Regions from separate parts of the Homo sapiens genome. Here region 1 is linked to region 2. A link is a contact called in ENCODE Hi-C or POLR2A ChIA-PET data. All regions are on one chromosome and are shown on one strand. The core of a region is the stretch at or near the end of the contact, and the rest is flanking DNA. Distances in the headings are between cores, read along the strand shown. Region 1 overlaps DDAH1 (dimethylarginine dimethylaminohydrolase 1). Region 2 has its middle 31 kb from the start of BCL10.

Region 1 (5,767 bases), core at 1,819-4,318, 36 kb before region 2:
ATAAATGTCTTCTTTTGAGAAGTGTCTGTTCATATCCTTTGCCCACTTTTTGATGGGGTTGTTTGTTTTTTTCTTGTAAGTTTGTTTGAGTTCTTTGTAGATTCTGGATATTAACCCTTTGTCAGATGAGTAGATTGCAAAAATTTTCTCCCATTCTGTAGGTTGCCTGTTCACTCCGATGATAGTTTCTTTTGCTGTGCAGAAGCTCCTTCATTTAATTAGATCTAATGGGGCAATTATTAATTGCTAACTAACATAGAAATATAAATACTCCATGTTATTATAGACAGGCAGGAAGACAGATGAATAGAGACAAATATATCACTTATAAGTGATAAAAGTGGTATTGGCTTTGTTTTTCCCATTTTACAGTTCAAAATACTGAGACCTGATGAAATAATCATTTTGAGTGGGATCTTACAGTTCCAGAAACAAGTTTCCTGGGCCCTGATTCCCCTGGCCCCAGTTGCCCAACCTACTCCATACTGAATCTTCTTTTTTAATTAGAAAACCTTTTCTAATTATTTTGCCATAGATTGGTTCTAGCCGAGCTTGTCTGCTCCTTCCGTGTCTTTCCACCTATCTCCTGACTTTCCATTTTTTACTGGTATCCAGGATCTGAGCAGTCTCAGGATAGGTGTGAGTTTGGTACCAGATATTTATTTTTTCCCTTGTAAACCTTGATGTCTCAGTTCTTTCCTCTGTAGAGAAGTCCCTGGTCACTTGGGCATCTCTTTAAAGGGCATATTACTTAAACAGAGGTGAATTGTGCCTTCCTGTGCTACACACCGAAAGCTTGATTACTTCTCACCTCTGTCACTGCTCTCTGAGTACTTGGTTCCTTCAGAATCTACTTCTTACATGTTTAGGTAAAGCTGAGAGCCCCAAGGGTTTCTGGGTAGTTTTATTGCATTTGAAATACTTTGTAATGGGTTGCAATCTACTCTTGGTTAATGAAGTGGATTCTTATGGAGATCATCATCTTGCCATTTGAGATTATAGTAGAGTTAATAGTGTGTGCATTGTATATTTAAATGAAATCATCCATCTAGGAAGAGTTTAGCAATTCTCAGCTAAAAAGCCCAGAACACATAAATTCATTCATCCACTCATTCATTGATTCATTTAAGATGGAGTCTCACTCTGTTGCCCAGGCTGGAGAGCAGTGGCTTGATCTTGGCTCACTGCAATCTCTGCCTCCCACTTTCAAGAGATTCTCCTGCCTCAGCCTCCTGAGTAACTGGGATTATAGGCACCCGCCACCACGCCCAGCTAATTTTTGAATTTTTAGTAGAGATGGGGTTTCACCGTGTTGGCCAGGCTGGTCTCGAACTCCTGACCTCAAGTGATCTGCCTGCCTCGGCCTCCCAAAGTGCTGGGATTACAGGCCTGGCCACCACAACACATTTAATACAGGGTACCAATCTAGGGAAAGAAGAAAGGAAGACATTATTACTGCATTTTACCATCCATATGGCAAAGGTACTAGAAGTTAGGTTGGTTTGAACAAATGCTAGATATTTAACAGCAAGTCTGATCCTAGAAATACTATTATTTAGGCCAAATTAGTTTTTAGAGCAACCTGCATTTCCTATAGTTTTTCTCCCAACTTTGCATCTCACCTTCATACCCCTCTACCTGTAAAAAAAAAAAAAAATAATGTAAGACAAATTAATTAGCACACAGGCATTAGACCTGTTTGTACTCTTCCAGAAGGAATGTTTGCCTTCTCTAAAAAGATGAGTACTCCAGTTACTCCAAAGTTTGAACAAAAGAAGCCAACCCCCCCAAAGAATAAATATTCTATTCTTTCATGCACATAGTTAAACAAGAGGCAAAGCTACTCTCTACTGTTACCTGTCAGAATAATAGTTATTTTAAGATGAAGGGAGGCAGTCATGGTCCAGAGGGCCACTTTGTGTGTTATACTTTATATATTACACTTTGTATACTTTAATTTTTTAAAGTTTAGGAAAAATATATATGTTACATTGTTGGAAGTAGGCTATGATTGACTTACAGAAATAATTCTCCAATAACTAAGTGTGCCTAACTCCTAACCCCCTGCTTTACCATTCTACATGATGACTGTCTTTTCCACAGACTACCCTGTTTTTAATTTTTTTAATTAAGGGGGAAAAAGACATAAGAAAGAGTAAATCTATACCACATCTCACCTTGTTCTTTTTCTAGATCCATCCCTGAAATTGCCTTCTTTTCCAAAAACCTGGATTAATTACATGCTATCGTCACAGGAGGACAGATAGTAATATCTGCCTCAGGAGGGACTCACAGTAATTCTCAGTAATGATTTTTAACTTGACCTCATTGGTAGCATTCACTCTTCCAGTCAATTGGAGAAAAAAAAATTTTCTTAAGGAAGGAAAGATGAAGGGAGGGAGGGAAGGGAGGGAAGGATGAAGGGAGGGAAGGGAGAGAGGGAGGGAGGTCAGGGGAGGTGGTACCTTTAGCTAAAACTTTCCTGAAACTATTCAGAGGAGGAAGCTGCTGACCCCACCTGGGAGGGACTGCAGCACTGACCGGCTACAGGACTGTGCCATCTGCTGGCCGGGCAGCAGGAGGAGCATCCTCACCTTCCTAACCCCGTGGGAGAGGAATTTTTTGTTGTTTTGTCTTGTTTTGTTTTTGTTTTCATTTTTTTCATATATTACATTTGTGTATATTTATGGGATACAGCTATAGTTTTCTTTGGTGGACTTTTTTAAAATTAGTAATTCTGTTCTTTTGTATCACAATAAATTATTACCTAAAAATACTTTTAATAAAAATACTACAAGGACGTGGTAAGAAAAGAATTATGAGATCACCACTCCATTTTTTGTGCCTTTGTCATGTAAATGGAGCTTAAATACAGTATGTGGTTTTTCAATAGACTTGTAATTTTAAATTAAAATGCTCACAATGCATCTCAATGGAAATGTCTTTTAGGTTTCTTATCTACTTCCTGAAATAACTAACTGAATTTCTAACATTCCTTGAATGAACACAAGAGCTGCTTTGTACCTCATTTAAATTGCATAGCACACAGCCTGTTTTTCTTTTGAATGACTAACTATATAATAGAGATCACTCAGACTGTATTTCCTCTTGTTTTGACTCAGCTGCAGCATTGCTTTTATGTCCAAAAATGTCCATGTTATTTTATAGATGGTCATATAAAAAATGAAGATGGAAAAACCCTTAATGTGTTTGGATTTTATATGCTTTTTATTGCCTGGAATTTCCTTTAATGACAACTAGCAAAACCCAAAAGACAGAATGAGAACTAACTAGCTCATATCAACAGGGTGATTGAAATGGAAAAAATAAAGACTTTGCATTTTTAGTTATTGTTGTCACAGGGAATTATAGTGTGTAGCCACAAGATTTTCCACTTTGAGTCTCTGCTATGAAAGGCATACTGACAATCCCATTGTAGGTTTAATTTTGTCTTACTATCTGGCTGTTGTATTCACCAGCTCCACAAAACAATGATTTTTTTAAATCTGCCATGCGTGTATTAAGAAATTAAAACACAAAACCAAATAGCTTCTGAATTTGTAACAACTGTTTATGCTCCTTTTCCTGGCAGCAGTTGCCTCATCTGACAATATTCCCAGAGCTGTATGCCAACAAGGCTAGGGTGGCCAAAATAAAATGTTTTGGCATAATAAGCCAATAAATAATTTGAAGCTATGACACCAAAACAGCCATGCTGAATTTTAGCATTAGTCCCAAGGCAGGAAGAAGTCAAAATTGGCCAAGTAGGAGAAAGGGAATAATGTGCTTTTTTTTCCTTTTGGGCTTTCAAGAAAATGTCAAAGGGAAAAAGGAATAAATTATATTTAAAAGTGCTGTTCATCCTGTCCAGTATATACTAGACCATCAAAAAGTATTAAACTGACTCTATAGGATATTGTAGGGGTAATCATCTGTTGGATGGTTGGCCACATAGCCTTATAAGGGGCCTTTCAACCCAAGACTCTAACTTCTGAAAGAAAAAGTCTATAAGTGACCTTAAATTAGTGGTTCCTAGTGAGAGTGGTTTAAAGGCATCTGAGTAGCTTTCTGAAAACATACTACCCTGGGTTTATCTCAGAAAATTCTGATATTCTGGGTCTGGAATGGAACCCAGGCATCTGCATTTTTTAAAAGCTCTGCAGGTGATTCTAATGCACAGGCCAAGGTTGAGAGCCACTGCTTTCAAGGATATCTGCAACTTCCAAAAGTGCCCAGCTTACAATCCCGAATAATGTGCACCTGAAGAAGCCAACGTTTTTGTCATACAGGTGCAAAATAACATATCCCGATTACATTAGCAGTAAAAGTAAAGAAAGTATTCAAATTAAAGCCATAGAAAACTAGAAACTTCTTAGGTTTTTCCTGCCCAGAATTAAACATTGTATAAACTTGAAATATAATACCTAACTGGGTAATAATTTGGATGCCATGATTTAATCCATTTGACATGCTAAAATTCCTCATTAAAATATTCCAAGTTACCAAAATCACTAATGTTATCATTTTCTGAGAACAGGAAGCTTGCATTTGACTCATATTCCCATACCTCCTCCTCCAACACACACACACACACACACACACACTCATAGAAAAACCTAACAACAGGACCTGATCTTACTGTGTGAAGATATATGCCAAAAAGGGGGAAAAAAGTTAAACTTCACACTATTACTGATATTAGAGAATACCTTACTTTTTAAAATAATAATCATATGTTGATTCTACTAAAGAAGCATAATTGCCTACAGGGCCAAAATGCCCATGAGGACAAAGCAGAGAACTTAGAATCCATTTCATGGATTGTCATTCTTGCTCTGCCTCCAGCTCTCCCTATGTGACCCCTATCTCCTATACTCGTTCTCTTCTTGAAAAAACAAAGTTGAATTAGCCTCAGTAGGAATCGAGAGTGTTGTTCCTTCCCATTGGAAATTTTATAACAGCCAGTCAAGGTGAAATGCTGTGTCTTAAACCTAGGATGGAGCAAACAACTACTTGGCAAAAAGTAGCAACCATATAATTATAAAGCACTAGTGGTAAGGATCACTTCAGAGTGGGCTCACTGTAGAATCTTAATGTGATATTGTCCTTTCAGTGCCTGTAAGTGATGGAACATCTGGGGTTTTTTTTTGTTTTTGTTTTTCTCTTTGTTTTTGTTTTTGAGACAGAGTCTCGCTCTGTCACCCAGGCTGGAGTGCAGTGGCGTGATCTCGGCTCTCTGCAAGCTCCACCTCCCGGGTTCACGCCATTCTTCTGCCTCAGCCTCCCGAGTAGCTGGGACTACAGGCACCCGCCACCTCCCCGGCTGATTTTTTGTATTTTTAGTAGAGACGGGGTTTTACCGTGTTAGCCAGGATGGTCTCAATCTCCTGACCTCGTGATCCACCGCCTCGGCCTCCCAAAGTGCTGGGATTACAGGCGTGAGCCACCTCGCCCAGCCGGAACATCTTTATATCTGTTTGTGCTTAGCAATGTTTTTATGCCTGTTTGAGGAAAACCACAGAAAGATTCCAACTTCATTCCATTTTCTTAGAAGAAGCTTTAATTACATATATAACTATTCAGTTGGATATCTAACAAACATGATTTTCTAATTCATACATAAAACTCTGATAGGAAAAGCAGCTAAGATTTTCAAAACCTCTTATTACTGTCTCTTCTGCAAAAAGACTTTTAAAACAGCAATTGAAAAGACATCACAGTGGTAAGATTTACTGAGCAGCAACTATTAATATATGAAAGATACTAT
Region 2 (5,080 bases), core at 910-3,409:
TATGATCTCACCATTGCACTCCAGCCTGGGTGACAAAGTGAGATCCCATCTCTTAAAAAACAAACAACTGAAAAGATAACCCACTGAACCAGAGAAAACATTTGCAAATTATATATCTGATAAGGGACTTCTATCTAAAATACATAATGAACTCTTACAGCTTGATAATAGAAAAGACAGTTTGAAAACAGGCAAAGGATCAGAGACATTTTTCCAAAGAAGATATACAAATGGCCAACAGCCACATGAGAAAGATGTTTGACATCATCAGTCATCGGGGATGTGCACATCAAAATCACAATGAGATATCACGTCATACCCACTAGAATGGCTAGAATCAGAGTCAGGTAATAGCAAACATTGGTAAGGAGGTGGAGAAATCATACCCTCCTAATGAGAATGTCAAATGTAGCCACTGTGGAAAACACTCTGGCAGTTCCTCAAACACCTACACATTGAGTTACCATATGATCCAGCAATTCCACTCCCTGGAATATACCTAAGAGAAATGAAAGCATATGCCCCCACCAAGGCTTGTACATGAATGTTTACAGCAATTATTTAAAATAACCAAAGGGTGCAAACAACCCGTGTATACCAACTAATGAATGGATAAATGAAATGGATGCCAACTGATGAAGAGATGAACAAAAATATCCATACAACGGGATATTATTCAGGTGTAAAAAGGAATGAAGTACTGAACATGCTTCAACATGAATAAACCTTGAAAACATTATGCTAAGTGAAAGAAGCCAGTCACAAAAGACCACATATTATATGAAATGTCCAGGATAAGTAAATCTGTAGAGACAGAAAATAGAATAGTGATTGCTTTGGAGGGGAGGGTGCAAGGAGGGAGGAGAGGGAGGAAAAGGGAGTGATAACTAAGGGTAGAGGGTTCTTTTTGTGGTGATGAAAATTGATGTGGTTATCGTTGCATATATCTGTGAACGTGCATAAAATCATTGAATTGCACATTTTAAATGGGTGAAGTGTTTGGTATATGAATTATATCTCAATAAAGCTGGTTTTTAAAATGACAGCAATAATTCTCTTTGTCCTCTTCATATCTCAAAGGGTGGTTGGGAACATCAAATGAGAGGATTTATATAAAAGTACTTGGTACTCTATGCAGTGCTATACAAATGTAGCCTATTATAGTATTGAATGGGATTAATCAGCTTTTCACCAGCACCTGTCAGTACAAAACTCCGAAGCTGCCATTCCTAAAACTACCTTCGCCCCCAATTAGAATTCCTTTTCTTTAGTGGTTAAAACTCATTGACAGAGCCCAACCCTTGAAATAGTGCTGCATAATAATTGCTTATGGAATGCTTCTTACCTTCATAGCCTTTAGAAAAAAAGAAAATAACGTTTCTTTTATATGTTTTCCTAAGACTCAACTCAAGTGTGTGTAATTACCACACATACCAAGCTCCTCATTATGTCAGCCCTGGAGCCCACGTGGCCATTATAATAATTTGCTAACTGGCAATTGTTCCTTTCTTCTCACAGTCCCAACCCCAGTCTTACATTTTGGCCATTGCTCTGCCCTTCTGAACTGGGGTGAATAGCAGTGTGAAGGCAAAGGGGATGAGAATGAAATATGCTCCAAGTGGCAAGTTTGAGAGTAATATAGACAGAAGCTGGTCCTTGGCCAGGTGAGCCTATGAGTGCAACACCAACGCAGCATTTACACCTAGGACAAGGAGGGGCGGAACAAGTCCCCTATGCAAAACTGAGGCCCAGAGAGACTCAGTCACCAGGAAAAGTCACACCGCTAGTGGGTGTGGTACTAGGGCTCAAACTCTGTGTTTGGCAGCATTACTCTACACCGCCCATTGAAAAACAGGTGCCCTACGAAAGTTTCAAAATTACTGCACATCAAAGTATCTTCAAAATGTATAAAATGTTTCCTACCTCTGTTTTTCCATATGAATGCCGATCCGACAGTGCATGTTGCCCCTTTTCCCCAGAGGCATCTTTTGATTTAGCCTCAAAAACAATGGAAATCCGAATATCCATGTTTGCCGACCTTAGCTTTTGCAGAAAAATTGTGGAGTAACAGCGCCCTCGGGTAGTCACTCGCGTTTTCTCAGCCGGCCTTTGAGCGCGGAGAAGTGGGGCTAAGAATGCCGCCGCTGCCCCCTGGTGGGCTTTGGACGCCTGGGCCCTCCTTACTGAGTAAAGGGCGTCTTCCCAGGATCTGCCTGCCTATGGGCCCGCGGAGTCACCTGGGAGACCCATTCCCAGTCCTGGCCTAGGCAGATCCTGAGGCGTGGCCTCTCCCACCTCAGCTGAAACCAATTAGCTGAAACCAAAATTGGAATCAAAGCCCTTGGCAGGGGGTGTTTTAAGATCCACACACGCTGGGACCTGGGAAGGCCTGAAGGCTTCGTGGCCAGAAACCCCTGCTGCCACCTATCTCTGGGCCCAAGCCTACGTTTCCTCCCCTGGAGCAGCGGCTCTTTAGCTAAGGGATTGTTCCCTTTTTGGAAAAAAAAAAAATCACCAAGCTCTAGGGTTGAGGTATGGGTAGCAACACTCTAATTAGTTATTTATATCTTAGTGTGAAATACGTTCATCTGACCCTTACCTGGTAGCAGGTGTTTCAGGGGAAAAGAAAGAATCTAAGAATAATGAGAGCCTACAGTAGGCATGGAAGGCAAGGGGAGAGAAAGGGAGAAGAAAGGGAGGAACGGCAATGGGGAGGGGAGGACAAGGGAAGGGAAGCGAGGGGAAGTGAGGGGAGAGGAGGGAAGGAGAAAGGAAGGGAGGGAAGCAGAGGACAGAGGAGGAGAGAGGAGAGGGGTGGGGAGGAGGCCAGCTAGACCCTTCTGCAGTCTTACTCAGTCCTCATTGCCCTAGTCTAGGCTTCAAATGCGTAAAGAATTTGCAAGTGCACTCTTGTTCAATTCGCAAGACATTTCAGGGCTCCCACGGACTCCCACCATTGCTTAGTGTATTACTCTGAGTTCTCCAGAGAAACAGAACCAGAACCAATAGAAAAAATATATATCTCATATATATGAATTACTATATATGCAATATATATGACTTAATATAAGGAATTGGCTCATGGGATTATAGAGGTTGACAAGTCCCAGATCTGCCGTCAACACACTGCAGATCCAGGAGAGATGATGGTGTAAGTTCCAGTTCAAATCTGATTGCAGAGGAAGACCAATGTCTCAGCCCAAAGGCAGCCAGGCAGAGAAAGAAAATCCATCCTTACTCAGCCTCTCAGTCTATTCAGGCCTTCAACAGACAATAAAGTCCACTCACACTGGGAGTGGGAGGGCTCTGTTTTCCTCAGTCCACTCATTCACAGGTGATCTTAACCAGAAACACCCTCATAGACACACACAAAATCACCTTAATCAAGTATCTGGGCACCCCATGGCCCAGTCAAGTGCACACATGCAATTGCCCTCCCAGTTGGCAGTAGCAGCACCTGTCGGCCACGCTACCTTCTGGTTGCTTGTGCCAGGCTGCTCTCCCACTAGACAGTAGAGGCTGAGGGCAGAAACAGCCTTTTCTAGCACAAGATCCTGGTATCTAGCACAAGAACTAACACAGGAAATGGTAAGTGCTCAGGATGTTTTAAAACTGCAAAAATGGACAAATGAACAAATGCACATACCTGGGTCCAATATAAAGAAAATACAGGCCAGGCACAGTGGCTCATGCCTGTAATCTCAGCACTTTGGGAGGCCAAGGCAGGTGGATCACTTGAGGTCAGGAGTTCGAGACCAGCCTAGCAACATGGCGAAACCCTGTCTCTACTAAAAATGCAAAAAGCAGTCGGCCATGGTGGTGCACACTTGTAATCTCAGTTAGTTGGGAGGCTGAGGCAGGTGGATCACTTGAATCCGGGAGGCGGAGGTTGCAGTGAGCCGAGATTGCACCAAGCCATATAGTAGTTGTCTCATTATACATCTATGTCCTTTATAGAGGACAGTGAGCTCCTAGAGTTAGGAGCCAAGTAGGTCACTGCATCCCCAGTGCTAAGTATGATGTTTGACACATAGTTGGTGCTCAGTAAATATTTGGTGACCCAGAGATGAATAGACCCATCAGTGAGGGAGAGAATGAAGCCAGCCAGCTGTCTCCCCAGAGATGGGGCGGGCTCAGATTCTCATTTGGAGCTAACTAAGAGTTACTCTTACCTGTGGTCAGGATCAGAGACAGGCTTTTACAAACTGGTATCCTGATATTCTCTTCAAACAGATTTGAGAAACCTTTGTAAAATTCCAATCTTGCTGCCTGTCACCACAGTTATCCAGAAACTGTCAAAACCAATAGGACTCCTTGGGGGGAAAGCCAGGAAGGCTGTACAATTACTGCTGTCTGTCAGGAGACTATGACAGCACCTTGGGCCCTTCCAGGGGAGGATGAAAGTTCTGATTTCTTCCTACTGGAGGTAAAAACAAGAAAAAAAAAGTTCTGATTAGGTGGACTCTGTCACACCTAGCAAGCCTGCTGGGCTGACTGGAGAGCTGCCCTAATGCTGGGAGACAGGTTTCCAGAACAATCTGGAGCAGAGTGAAGAGATCCGGCTCGACTTAATTGTACTTACCTACTAAAAAGTCTCTGCTGCTCAGAAAATGCAAGAAAGAGAAATCTACCTTTTGGGTTTCTGTGCCTCAGTTTTGCTTGTAAAAATATTAACAATGGGCCAGGTGCGGTAGTTCATGCCTGTAATTCCAGCACTTTGGGAGGCTGAGGTGGGCAGATCATATGGTCAGAAGAGCAAGACCATCCTGGCCAACATGGTGAAACCCCGTCTCTACTAAAATACAAAAAATTAGCCAGGCGTGGTGGTGCGTGCCTGTAGTCCCAGCTACTTGGGAGGCTGAGGTAGAGGAATCGCTTGAACCCTGGAGGCAGACGTTGCAGTAAGCCAAGATCGCGCCACTGCACTCCAGCCTGGGTGACAGAGCGAGATTCTGTCTCAAAAAAATAAAATAAAATAAAATAACGAAGGCCCCACGGAGAGTCACAGGCAAGTGAAGAGAAGCTGTTGGGTAGGTACAGAGCTTTCACAGAAGCTTAGGGAGCACAGCAACCCCCAGCT

The links. A loop is a pair of places that touch in the nucleus more often than their neighbours do. ChIA-PET counts read pairs that join two places held with the same protein, here RNA polymerase II (POLR2A). Pooled maps may share reads with other maps.
Region 1: a loop to region 2 is called in a map of endothelial cell of umbilical vein, with 6 times the contacts of the local background. The contact joins two enhancer-like sites. A Hi-C loop is called at or near these places in 14 of 168 maps with a recorded cell type or tissue (Caco-2, HCT116, HepG2 and 11 more), 3 of 37 single-sample maps with no recorded cell type and 14 of 50 pooled maps. POLR2A ChIA-PET finds 5 or more read pairs at or near these places in 7 of 52 experiments (AG04449, BJ, MCF 10A and 4 more).

What each region holds. Positions count from the first base shown.
Region 1 is chr1:85,341,225-85,346,991 of GRCh38, reverse strand. The region is part of intron 4 of DDAH1 (dimethylarginine dimethylaminohydrolase 1); the gene reads left to right. Among named protein-coding and RNA genes, the nearest start is that of BCL10, 67 kb to the right of the region's middle. Within about 2 kb of position 3,068, at least 8 of the 41 ENCODE cell types and tissues checked have a DNase peak (open chromatin) inside an H3K27ac peak, as active enhancers do; they include Panc1 and endothelial cell of umbilical vein, where a contact is called at or near this core.
Region 2 is chr1:85,305,379-85,310,458 of GRCh38, reverse strand. No RefSeq gene overlaps it. Among named protein-coding and RNA genes, the nearest start is that of BCL10, 31 kb to the right of the region's middle. RefSeq lists an enhancer at 1,773-2,273. Within about 2 kb of position 2,159, at least 3 of the 41 ENCODE cell types and tissues checked have a DNase peak (open chromatin) inside an H3K27ac peak, as active enhancers do; they include Panc1 and endothelial cell of umbilical vein, where a contact is called at or near this core.